3 separate regions of the Homo sapiens genome follow, and regions 2 and 3 are each linked to region 1. A link is an interaction called in ENCODE POLR2A ChIA-PET data of the cell type or tissue named here. Cell type or tissue: GM12878. All regions are shown on one strand. Region 1 overlaps SGMS1 (sphingomyelin synthase 1). Region 2 has its middle 12 kb from the start of SGMS1-AS1. Region 3 has its middle 24 kb from the start of SGMS1-AS1.

Region 1 (4,000 bases):
TCAATCTTTCAAGTATCTCATAATCTGTTCTTAAACAAATGTCTAAGAATAATATGAGTGGCAACACTTCAAAACAGTGATTTTTTTTAAATCACTGTAAACACATATGTGTGTAAGATCTTTTTTGAATTTTTAAAAATAATCTTAAGGAGAATAATAAACATGCTTCCGGCCATTTTTTGAGACATAGAACCTGGAAAATTTTGTTTCCATGTATTTTATGCCGTAGAAGTCTTTGAAGAACGAAAAGTGGGAGTCACAGAGTGTGACTGTGTTCAGTTTCTTTTCCCCCATGAGAAGGTCTAATTTGGTTGCTGTAGCTTCAAAGCTGTGTGTCATGAGAATCTGATGCTAGTGGTGGTGGCTTTGGTGGAGGATTTTAAGAAAAGATAATGGTTCCTGCCACGGTGATTTTAGGCAAAAGAGTGGGACATGCAGCCTCTTCCCCTTCTAGACACCAGCATACTCATCTATTCCATTAAAACTTGTTGGCAGGAAAAAAATCAAACATGCTCCTCGAAGTGGAAGTAACTGGCAGAGGTTTTAGTGCCTTCTTCCTAGGAGGTTGTATTTTAACAGAAAAGAAAACTTTGGCTCCAGGAATAAAAATCCTTTTTTTAAAAGTGCATGAACCCTGCAATTTGGTGCTAATTGTAACTTCTGGAGGCTCCACCCTGGTTCTCTTGATTAAACTCAAAACAACCCCTTTTCCTTCCCAAACATCTCCCAGAGTGGGTGGCTCAGCCAGGGGCCAGCATTTTTATTCCATTTTCGAGGATCTTGGCCCCATCCCTGGTCTTGTCTCCAAGTGGGGCAGCTTAACAACCACTCTCTGTGGGCTTTGAGTATGGCAAGATGACCTGGCAAGCTGAGCTAGGTGTTTGCCATTCACACAGGAAGGGGGCCTTCAGGGAAGAGCTCGAGTCATCATGAAGACAGAGCCTGGATGGTAAAATTAATGCCCCTCATACAGATGTTGAGTCACATGATGTATTAGATAGTCAATGAAAGATGAAATTATGTTGGTATACCATACAAGGCAGTAATGTACAGTACTCCTTAAGAAACATTTTCAATAGGAGTTTTATGGTTGCTTGAATTAAGTTGCTTTGAGAGGTAAAAAGTTGCAGTAAGTGCTATAATTTAGAAAACCAGAGACTTACATGGTAACATCTCTACTGGATTAAGTCTTCATGAGTATAACAGCATAAGTATTATAAAACTTAACTAGAATCGGAAAATAGAAGATAAAGAATTAGTGTTTTGTTTGGATCTTACCTTTTTCTGTGCCTGAAACCCCCACATTTTCAAAAGTCCTTTCCCAAGGTCTCCAACGCTGGTTGGTCCTGTTGCCTTGTGGAGTTTCTAATTGAATGTATCTGAAGCACTTCAATCAGAGCTGAATCTTGGTCTTCCATGCTGTCATCCCCTGTATTCTTTCCCAAACCAAGTTTCTGTTGATTCTGCCTCCAAAAAGTATCTCAAATCCACCCTCCTGGTCCAGTCACCTGGGTGACTGCAGTTGCTATTCATACTCACTGTGACTCTTTTCCACCCTCTTTATGAAATGGAAATCTGGTAATTCACCTCCTTCCCCTAAAAGCCAAAACAAAAAACAAACAAACCTGCAGGACTCAACTTTTCCATGACTTCCCATGATCTTAAGTTGAAATCATAATTTCATAACCTTAGTGACTCGCATGACCTGGCAGTTGCCCACTAATCCCCAGCCCTCCGTGTTCCCCCTCTTCAATCCAGTCATGGTGGCTTAGTTTTGGTTTCTCTGAGATAGCATTCACTTCCACTTTCCTCTCTCTTTTTTCAAATTGTTGACTTTAATTATTTCTTTAGTTCCCCCTTAAATCTCATTTTGTCAGAGAAAGCCTTAGGTTAGAAACCACCTTATTGCATGACATTGACCCCCTTGATAGCAGTCTGTTGGTATATGTCTAGTGGCTGGCATATAGTGGATGCTTATTCATATTTGTTGAGTGAAAGAATGAGAGTAGTGGTAATTGTGAGTATTTTAAGTGCTGCTAAATACTCTGAGAGTTGGCATATCTAGCATGAGGTGTGGCACAGATGCCACCATTTTTTTTTACCTGCCAGACGAGCCAGTCTATTTATTACTAATTTATCACCACATCCTTCCCCTGGGCTGGCTTTCTTAGTACTCTACTGGTCTGTGTGAATTGGCATGTGGCATGAAACCTATTTGACATTTCTAATCTAGCAGAAAATGTCATCACCTTCTGGATGTTTAGGTCCTTGTATTGACCTTTAAACATGTTGCATAAACTTTTCATGCCTTAATTTTCATGCCAGTCTAATACAGGTCATCAGATTGTAAGATAAGATAATTCTTTCATGAAGATTAAGTAAGAAATACTGAAAAATTAGTAGAGCATATTCAAATATAAGGTTGTATAATTACATTCAGTATGCTTTGACATAAATAATCATTTTCTGTTTAGCCACTCTCTTATGCAGACTAAAATGTAAATTTTATATACACATAAATTAAACTTTCAGTTGCATAGGCTTATCATGTCTATATATGAGCCTTACAGCAGGGACTCTAATTTTCTTTCATAATTAAGTTGATTTCTTGTTTCCATTGGACTTTTACTTAATGTTTATTTTGCTAGTGAAAGATCCATTTCAAGGAGATAGAATATAAAACATCAAGAAGAAGATGCTCATTTTAAATTCAGTTTACTATCATTCTGTGGCAGTGTTTCACAAAGCATACCCATGGATCACCTGTATCAGAAACATGTGGGGATGGTTAATTTGCAGGTTCATGCCCCCACAACTTACTGAATCAGAATTTGAGAGGCCCAGAAAACTGCATTTTAAAGTGATCACTTTGTACTTTAAATAAGCTCCATAAGTTTGAGAATCAGGTCCCATATAATACTTAGTGTATACTGTGTCATTAATAAATTTCGAACAGGATCCATAAAAGATGGCTCATTCACCGACCTTTTCAGTCTCACCTGAGCATATAGATGTTATCAGAAAACATATCAATGCCAACACTATACAATAAAAGGTGATGATATTGATTGTGACTAAGGTTGAAAACAGTCTATGACCTTATTCAACTGGAGCACAGAGGATCAACAAGGGGCATTGTTCCTAGATGGCTAAAACACACTGGCCTTCCGGGAACAATGGCCCTTTGACCACAGCTGACACAGGCGGGAAGGAACTAGACAGGGGTCAGATCTCCTCAGTCCAGCAGTGAATGGGTGGGGCCTATGGTTGAGTCCTCTGGAGAAGCCCGGCAGGGGAAGGCCAGCAGTGCCCTTCATGCTCACCAGGGCTGTCACTGTTCTGCCCTCCCTGGATGCCCACATGGCAAGAACGCTTGCCCTGAGCAGGAGGACAGGAACAATACCTGTGTTTTAAAAGTTGGCATTGCCAAGTGTGTAGGATGTGCTGCTCACCGAGTTCGGTGGTTTCCTTGTATTAGTTCATGTAATCAGCTTAAGTAGGGGAAATCCAGGGTGTTGATGAGAAGGCATTTCATGGCAGACTTTAACCCTGGACTGGATTCTGGGGAAGGTTACAAGTCTCCATCTCCTGTTCTTATCAAAACTTGCTCTACTCTTTTGGATCGCCTTTGACCACTTAATGATACTTACAGCTTTTATCTCACAGTTCCACCTCCAGATCAGTATTGTTTTCTGTCATTTCCTGAATGTGAATTCCATCCCACTAAGTAGACACAGAAGTTGTCAGTGGGGAATGGTGTCATCCCTCTCCTCTGGTGTTTTGAAATGTGTGGGAACATTTTCAGTGGTCATGATGATGAGGGGTGTGTATATCAGGATTTAATGTCCTGAGGGTGTGGGATGCTAAATACCTTTCAGTAGTTGGGAGTGGGAGGGTCCCACTTAATGAAGGATTGTCCTGTCCAGAATGCTGAAGGCACCCCTGATAAGCTATCTCTTTTTTTTTTTTTTTTTTTTGAGATGGAGTCTCACTCAGTAGC
Region 2 (4,000 bases), 96 kb before region 1:
ATACCTATCAGAATGGCTGAAATAAAAAACAGTGGCAACATTAAATTCTGATGAGAATGAGGAGAAACTGGATCACTGGTACATTACTGTTGAGAATGTAAAATGGTGCAGATACTCTGGAAATAGTTTGACAGTTTCTTTATGCATGATAGTTTCTACATGCAACTATCATATAACTCAGCAATTGCACACTTGGGCATGTATCCCAGAGAAACAAAGACTTCATGTTCACACAAAAACCTATACACAAATGTGTATAGCAGCTCTATTTAAAATCTCTGAACATTGGAGCAGACCCAGATGTCCTTCAACATGTGAATGGTTAAACAAACTATGGCACCCCTATACATGGAACACCGCTAGTCAGCCCTCTAAAAAGGAACAAACTATTGACACGTGAAACAACCTGAATGAATGTCCAGAAAATGATGCTGAGAGAAAACAGCCAATCCCATGAGGTTCTATACTATATGATTCCACTTATATAACTGTTGAAAAGACAAGATTATAGAAATGGAGAACATATTAGTGGTCACCAGGAGTAAAGTGGGGAGGGCTATCCAAGGACAACAGGAGGGATTCATGTGGTGTTGAAAATGCTTTATCTTGACTGCACCAAGGTCAATATCCTGGTTGTGATATTGTACCATAGTTTTGCAAGATGTTACCATTGGGGAAACTGGATAAAGGATATATGGGATTCCCCTGTATTATTTCTTACAACTGCATATGAGTCTATAATTATTTCAAAATAAAAAAGCTTAATTTTAAAAACCGTGAGCATCTTACTATATCACCTCTCTTCAGTAACGTTTTCACCACAGCTTGAAAGATAAAATCAAAATGCTTAATGCTTGAGTAGAGCCTATATGATTAGAACTTGCATGGTCTAGCCCAGTGATTCCCAGGCCTGGCAGAGTTACCTATGAAGCTTATAAAAAAAATACTGATGCCTAGGTCCTAGTCCAGCTCAATTAAATGAGGATCTGTTGGTGCAACTATACATTCATTAGTGTGTTTATCTGATTAAGTCCGTCTCACCAGCAGACCATAGGCTCTGTGAGGACAGGCACCAGGGCTGCTTATGCTTTCCAGCACCCAAATCAGTGTCTGTCACTCAGGAGGTGCTCAATATTTGTGAAGCAAATGAATGAATGAATGAATAGAGGTGAAACAGAAACATCCTCCTCCCCTCTCTTTCTGCCTCCCTGGACCCACGAAAGGGATAAGGAGCCTTCCCTGGTTTCATCCCTGTCTCTCCAGGGCTCCATTACAAAATTGCAGCAGTAATCATGGCATTGCTCCGAGAGAGATCTAACCTACAGCTATGAAATCTGGAAATGATGACAGTGCCTCCTTCTTTACACTCAATCAACAAATTTAATGAAAGTGAAACAGAAGCTGACAAGGAGGCTGACATGACACATGCTCTTACTCATGCAGAAATAATAGAAAGCCTTTTAAATGCAGCTAAAAAAATTAAAGACACTGACAAAGAAATGAAAAAAAAAAAAAGATTTTAGGAGAGGAGAAAAGCTGGGGGCAAAAAATCTCCTAACTTTTGCCCTAATAATCACATTTGCAGAAAGTCTCTTCTGTGCTGCTCATGGAGCCAGAGTGGTTCATATTATGTTAATGTGTGAATAAGATTATGCAAAAAGAAAGAAATTCAGCAAATTCCAAGGTATTCTTGGGCTTATTCTGGCCTATTGCCCCACCTCCACCCCAGCATCTATATCAACATTTGCAGTGTGAGTAAAACAATTAATATTTTAAACAATTACCTTGAGACATTGCAAGTTCCGGAATTTGATAAGAATCTCAGCCCACAAATCCACAAACACCAGAGTGTGAGAAATATAACTACACATTTCAGTAACTCCACTTAACTCTTTTATCTCTATATCACTACCACCACCGCTGCCACTACTACTCATTCTACCTATCTGATGGTAAGCTTGTCCTTTTAAAAATCTCGGCATCATTTTACTCACTCATATGCAGTATTTTAAAAATTTTGGGTGGGGGCAGGGTTTTGCAAATACTCCCTGGAATTGTCAAGGCTTCCAGAGGTGAAGTATTGTGGGGTGGAAGGGCAGCAAGGCCTTTCATGTCTGGCAGCTCTGCCGTTTGGATTCATGGTTTGGACTTGGGAACCTTTATTAGGCTGCTTATAGTTACATCTGCCCAGATACTCTCCGGCCTTGCTTTCTCCCTGACGGTGATACTGGAAAACTGGTATAGCACCCTTTTCTTTCCCTTCCGTCTCCTTTTTCTAAACAGAATGGCTTTCTAGTGTGGGGTGAAAAGAAGCTCCACTCATTCCCCTTCCTGAGATATCTTGTCTCAGGAAAATATCTTGTCCCAGTTTCTTGGGGCTCAAATTTTGGGAAACAAAGGCAGGAAATCTAACAGGCTTTCTGCTGTCACTGGAGGCTAGGAACACAGGCCAAAACATCTGTTGGAATGGGGACAGGTTTGAGGGAGAAGAAAAAGAAGGAAAATGAGATATATAGTGATGGAAAAAGTAGATTATTCCAACATGTTGTCTTGGAATGACAGCTAACATTATTACATGCTCACACAGTATGCCAAGGGCTCTGGTAAGTGTTTTATGTGGATTATTATGGAGAAATGCTCACAACCTGAAAATAAGTTGGTATTGTTACTCACATTTTACAGGCAAGGAAACTGAGGCTCCAGGAAGTTTATTCATTTGACCAATGTTACACAGTTAATAAGTAGCAGGGCTCAGATTTGTGCCCAGTTTCTGATTCCAAAGCCCATGCTTTTAACTACTGCAGGAAAAGATAGTGATGTTTAAGATCTTGCAGGATAGGAAAGGGTATGAACCCATTTTAGGACTATTTTTCTAACCATGGGGATTGAAATAAAAAAGAATACAGGGCTTAAGCAGTGGCCTCAGTCAATAGAAACATTCAGTTAACCAGGATTCCATGAGGCTTTTCTGACCTGGCCACTTTGCGCTCCAGCTGTGGTGGTTTCTCCTCCTAGTTCCCAGCTGTGTTCCTGTCTCTGGTTCCCTGAGTGTTGCTCTCACTGTTTTTCTTGGCACCTTTATCCTGGTGGTTCTACCTCTTCATCTTTCTCTTTCTTGCCCCTGGCTCCACTCCATGACTTCTGGTTCATGATGAAGGAATTTATGCTTCAATCTTGCAGTTTTCTTTGAGAGCTAACCCAGTGGCCTTTAGCTATGGCTCATGCCAATGGCCCTTATGGGTTCTTTCATTTTTGCCTACTAGGTTTCCCTATGAAGTTCTCCAATGCTCTTTCCCAGCTCCCAGATGCCCACCATGACCAGCCCTCCAAGGTCACTTGGTTTGGTGAGCATTTAAGCCCTTAGGTCTCAGCAGTACCCTGGGAGAGGACCTGTTGCAGCAGGTAATGCCAGTGTCCATATATCCCAAGGCATCTGTAGTAAGAAACCATGTAGAGAACTGTTCCATTTAATGCATACAGTCAGGGCAGGCAGCCCCTTAACAGCGAGAGCTTTTAGCTCACAGAGAAGCCTTTAGCAACCATCCTGAAGTGAACAAGGGGCTTAAAATGATTGACTTGTCAGACAAGCATGTTTTTTAAACAACAAAAACTGTCGCATTAACCTTGTTGTAGCCCCAGGAGTTATCGAGCCATATATAACTACTACCACACTCTTTTAAAAAAACTACCAGGTTCAATGCCATTAAAACAGCTTGGCCAAAACCACAGATGGGTTGCCAAGGTACAAGTGAAAACAGGAAAATAATGGGACAGGTGGGAGTGGGGACATACACACACAACAGTGAGGCAATTCAAAGAGAAAATAATTTAAGTAGTTATTATAGAAACACATTGAAATTTGTGAATTTGTCCTTCTAAATTTCTCTCTCCTCTGCCTCACTTCAATGGTACGAAGTCCCTTCAGGTTCTGATGTGATTATTGATTATTGATCTTCCTGCCTTTACTACATGGTCTTTCTTTATAATTCCCCAAATCCTG
Region 3 (4,000 bases), 110 kb before region 1:
CATAATCACATTATTAGCATAGACTATCTGGCATGGTCTTAGGCTGCCAGGTAACCCCATCTTATCAGGCAGGACATTACAAAGGCTTAAAATACTCTCAGAAGCAAAGGCCTAACTTCTCTTTGTGCAAAGTTCATTCTTTTCCACACAGGGTAGATTAGCTATCTTTCCAATATCCCCTTTGTTCATTCCCTACTTCTCTACCAGATGGTGTTTGGGCATGTGGATCCCACTGTAGGGGGAGATGAGCCTTGATATGAGTGCAGGGCCTATCCTATCTCCTGCCTCTGCTCTGAAGTGGCTGATCCAGTCAGGTTCCCACAGCCTTACAGTGGTCTTCCCCAAGTGCAGTGTTGTTCCTAGGCTCAGTTAGACCCACCCTACCTTACATTTGCCAGGACTGCAGATGCCACCGAGTTCAGCCAGGTCCTCTCTCTAGCCCCTGGCCTTGACGTTAGTGTTATCTCACCCCTAACTACAGAGGCTCCATTATAGCAGGTCCTGAAGCTGCCAATTCTGTTACCTACCTTGTCTGGTTCTACAGGGGGAGTCTGGGAACTTCTGGAGCCCTTCTATGCCTTTTAAGAGGAAAGGCAAGTTTAGGAGTGGGAACACAGGCCCTCTTTCTGTGGAACCATGCCTCTCTGCCGCCTTCCTTGTTCTGTGGTAGCACCAGGTTGGTGTAAGCCATTCTACACCACAGTCTCTTCTCAGAGTTCTGAGCTAGGACTGGGGCACAAGCCCCCTCTGCTTTTGCATCTGGCTCTCCCCCAGTTTATGTACCATATCCTCTTCTTTCCTCTTCCAGACTGTGGCCCGGAGGAGGCAAGCCAGGACACAAGTGTCTGCCCACTTGCTTTTGCTACAATTTGCCTTCTGTTATTTTTCCCACAATCCACCAGGCCAACAGGAAGAACTGCTTCTATATCAGGTTTTCCTCTATCCCCAATAAGGAGGTATTTAGGCTATATTAGTTGAATAGTAGAACCAGATATAAAGAAGGGGATAGAATGGCTGGGCATGATGGCTCACAACTGTAATCCCGGCACTTACGGAGGCCGAAGCGGGCAGATCACTTGAGGCCAGGAGTTTGAGACCAGCCTGGCCAATATGGCAAAATCCTGTCTCTACTAAAAATACAAAAATTAGCTGGGCGTGGTGGTGCATGCCGCAATCCCAGCTACTCTGGAGGCAGAAGAATTGCTTGAACCCAGGAGGTGGAGTTTGCAGTTTTCTAAAGGGAAAGAAAACTATTAATATTTTCAAAATATTATCTCTATTATGCTTGTATAAAGAGTTCAGTAGCAATGAAAACCTGACCCATGGAAAATAGGAAAACTTCTTCCCTTTTCCCTCTTTCCCTTCTTGCCATCTTTCTTAAAGCCCATAGACTTCACAAATAACTTAGCAACTAAAAGGTCGTAGTTTTGGAAATGGAAGGCAGGTCATGTGATTCACTGGAATTTTAATTTTCATGGTAATGATAATAGCTGCCATTTATTTGAACTCTATGTACCAAGTATTGTGCTGAATTAATTTAATTTAATTTAATTAATTTAATTCTCCCCAAAGCGCTATTACTATACCATTACCCCCATTTAGCAGATGAGAAAACAGGCTCAGAGAAGTTAAGTAATTTTCCAAAATCCTATAGCTGGCACTGGAATTTAAAGCCAGTACCATTAGACTACAGGGTCCATGCACTGATTGACTACCCCTCCTAAACTGCCTTTTGATGAGGGATTCATATTTCTGTTTTCTTTGTAATTGCCACATAAGGCATTCAATAAAACACTACTTTATGCTCAGCTGCACTCAGTTTTGCAAGCTTCCAAGGATCCCTTGGTGATAAAGGAGTAATGTGGCACTTAAAACCTGGTCTGATATTGGCATGCACCCTAAAAATGCTGCTGGTATTACTGAGGGAACCAGCCGCTTGGGACTCTTACCTTCCTAATCGCTTCTTAAGGGAACTTGTAATGAATCTAATTGGAAGCATCTACTTAATTCCCTACAAGATAATATCACATAAACCAGAGCAAGAAAGGTGTTAAAATCAATAAATGAGAGAGAAAGAACTGAAAATATAGAGCTAAGGATAGGAGGGCAGGCAGGGCATTGTATATTTGTAGCTCAGGAGAAAAGTCTGGGGCACTTTTTGATAACTGCTGTATGTGCAAAAAAATGTGTTTGGGTGTGGGAACTATGAGGACGTATGTTCCTTTAGACATCTGATAATCTAAACTATGGTAATTTCTGTGGGTATCAGTGAAAAATCTGTGCTGCTGATCTGTTCAAAGTGCAGCACTATGGGCAGATTTCAGATCATACTGAGAATTGAGGCCGTGTGACTGTGATCAAGATTGTACTGGAGCCATCATTTGGTTATTCATTTACCCATTACGGAGTTGAGCTGGGGCTGGGCACGGTGGCACACACCAGCAATCCCACCACTTTCGGAGGCAGAAGTGGGAGGATTGCTTGAGCCCAGGAGTTTAAGACCAGCCTGGGCAACATAACAACCCTGTCTCTACAAAAAAATATTTTAAAAAATTGGGCTGGGTGTAGTAGCTCACGCCTGTAATCCCAGCACTTTGGGAGGCAAAGGTGGGTGGATCACTTGAGGTCAGGAGTTCAAGACCAGCCTGGCCAACATGGGGGAAACCCCATCTCTAGTAAAAATACAAAAAAATTAGCCACGCATGGTGGAGCACACCTGTAGTCCTAGCTACCCAGGAAGCTGAGGCACAAGAATCACTTGAACTTGTGAAGCAGAGGTTGCAGTGAGCCAAGATCAAGCCACTGCATTCCAGCCTGGGCAACAGAGTGAAACTCTGTCTAAAAAGAAAAAAAAAATTTAGCCAGGCATGGTGCCTGCCTGTGGTCCCGTCTACTCAGGAGGCTGAGGTAGGAGGATAGCTTGAGCCCAGGATGTCAAGGCCACAGTGAGCTGTGATTGCACCATTGTACTCTGGCCTGGGAGATGGAATGAGACTCTGCTTCTTTTTTTCTTTTTTTTTTTCTCCTTTTATGGGTAGGACTTGGGTGGGTGGAGATGATATGATGGGGATGGACATTAGAGGGGAAGTCATTAGTGAGCAGAGAGCTAAAGATGGGAAAACGCGGTGTGTGTTCCGGGGTATGGAGAGTTATTTTCTCCAGCTAGACTTTCAGAAGAAGGAAAGAAAGAGAGACAAAACCAGAAGAGCTGAACAGGATCAAATTGTGTAAAATGATGACTGCTAGGACCCCAGGACCAGTGCTCAGTGTGAACCACAGTGGCACTGGGAGGGCCTGGGAGTAGGAAAATCAGTGAGGAGGCTCTGAGCTTGGGTGGGGCAGAAAGGGTAACTTTTTTATGTTTGCTGCTTCCGAGGCTGCAGTAACAATACAGTCCCTCAGTCACCTCTTCCCTCATGGTTGTTCCCACTGTGTGTCTTGCTGGTTTCTCCTCTTGGTAAACCTCCACCATCCCCCGGAGTTGTATCTTTTGTCTTCCTCTCCTCCCCAACCATCTCCCTTCATTACATATCTTAAAAATGTCTTTTATTTTTATTTATTTATTTTTTGATATGGGGTCTCACTCTGCTGCCCAGGCTGGAGTGCAGTGGTGCAATCATAGCTTACTGCAGCCTCACCCTCCAAGCCCAAACAATCCTCCTACCTCAGCCTCCCAAATAGCTGGGACTCCAGGGGCACACTACCACACCCAGCTAATGTCCTTTTTTATTATTTTTATTTTTAGTAGAGACAGGGTCTTACTATGTTGCCCAGGCTGGTTTCAAACTCCTGGGCTCAAGCAATCCATCTGCCTCAGCTTCCCAAAGTGCTGGGATTACAGAAATGAGCCACAACACCCAGCAAAAAATGTCTTTTAGCAGTTTGGTTTTAGCTCACATTTCTGGGGAAATGGTCCTCAACGTCTCCTCCAGGGAGCAATGTTATCAGGTTGGTAGTGGCAGCTGCCAGACTGCAAAGAGTAAAAAAGGAGGCTCTGAAT

The links. Peaks named below come from ENCODE experiments on the same cell type or tissue, not always from the same donor. Only the 100,000 strongest peaks of a DNase experiment are listed, where the experiment ranks them.
Region 2: POLR2A ChIA-PET joins it to region 1 with 5 read pairs; 10 of 35 experiments call an interaction of 5 or more read pairs at or near these places.
Region 3: POLR2A ChIA-PET joins it to region 1 with 5 read pairs; 3 of 35 experiments call an interaction of 5 or more read pairs at or near these places.

What each region holds. Positions count from the first base shown.
Region 1 is chr10:50,538,435-50,542,434 of GRCh38, reverse strand. The region is part of intron 2 of SGMS1 (sphingomyelin synthase 1); the gene reads left to right. Among named protein-coding and RNA genes, the nearest start is that of SGMS1, 84 kb to the left of the region's middle. RefSeq lists an enhancer at 3,390-3,599 and a silencer at 3,592-3,886. In GM12878, no CTCF peak of the experiment used is centred here; DNase peaks (open chromatin) are centred at 334, 1,823, 1,974 and 3,611; H3K4me3 peaks cover 2,124 bases; H3K27ac peaks cover 3,924 bases.
Region 2 is chr10:50,634,602-50,638,601 of GRCh38, reverse strand. No RefSeq gene overlaps it. Among named protein-coding and RNA genes, the nearest start is that of SGMS1-AS1, 12 kb to the right of the region's middle. RefSeq lists enhancers at 1,328-1,377, 1,428-1,477. In GM12878, no CTCF peak of the experiment used is centred here; no DNase peak of the experiment used is centred here.
Region 3 is chr10:50,647,210-50,651,209 of GRCh38, reverse strand. No RefSeq gene overlaps it. Among named protein-coding and RNA genes, the nearest start is that of SGMS1-AS1, 24 kb to the right of the region's middle. RefSeq lists enhancers at 2,163-2,222, 2,433-2,582, 2,603-2,762. In GM12878, no CTCF peak of the experiment used is centred here; a DNase peak (open chromatin) is centred at 2,345; H3K27ac peaks cover 1,167 bases.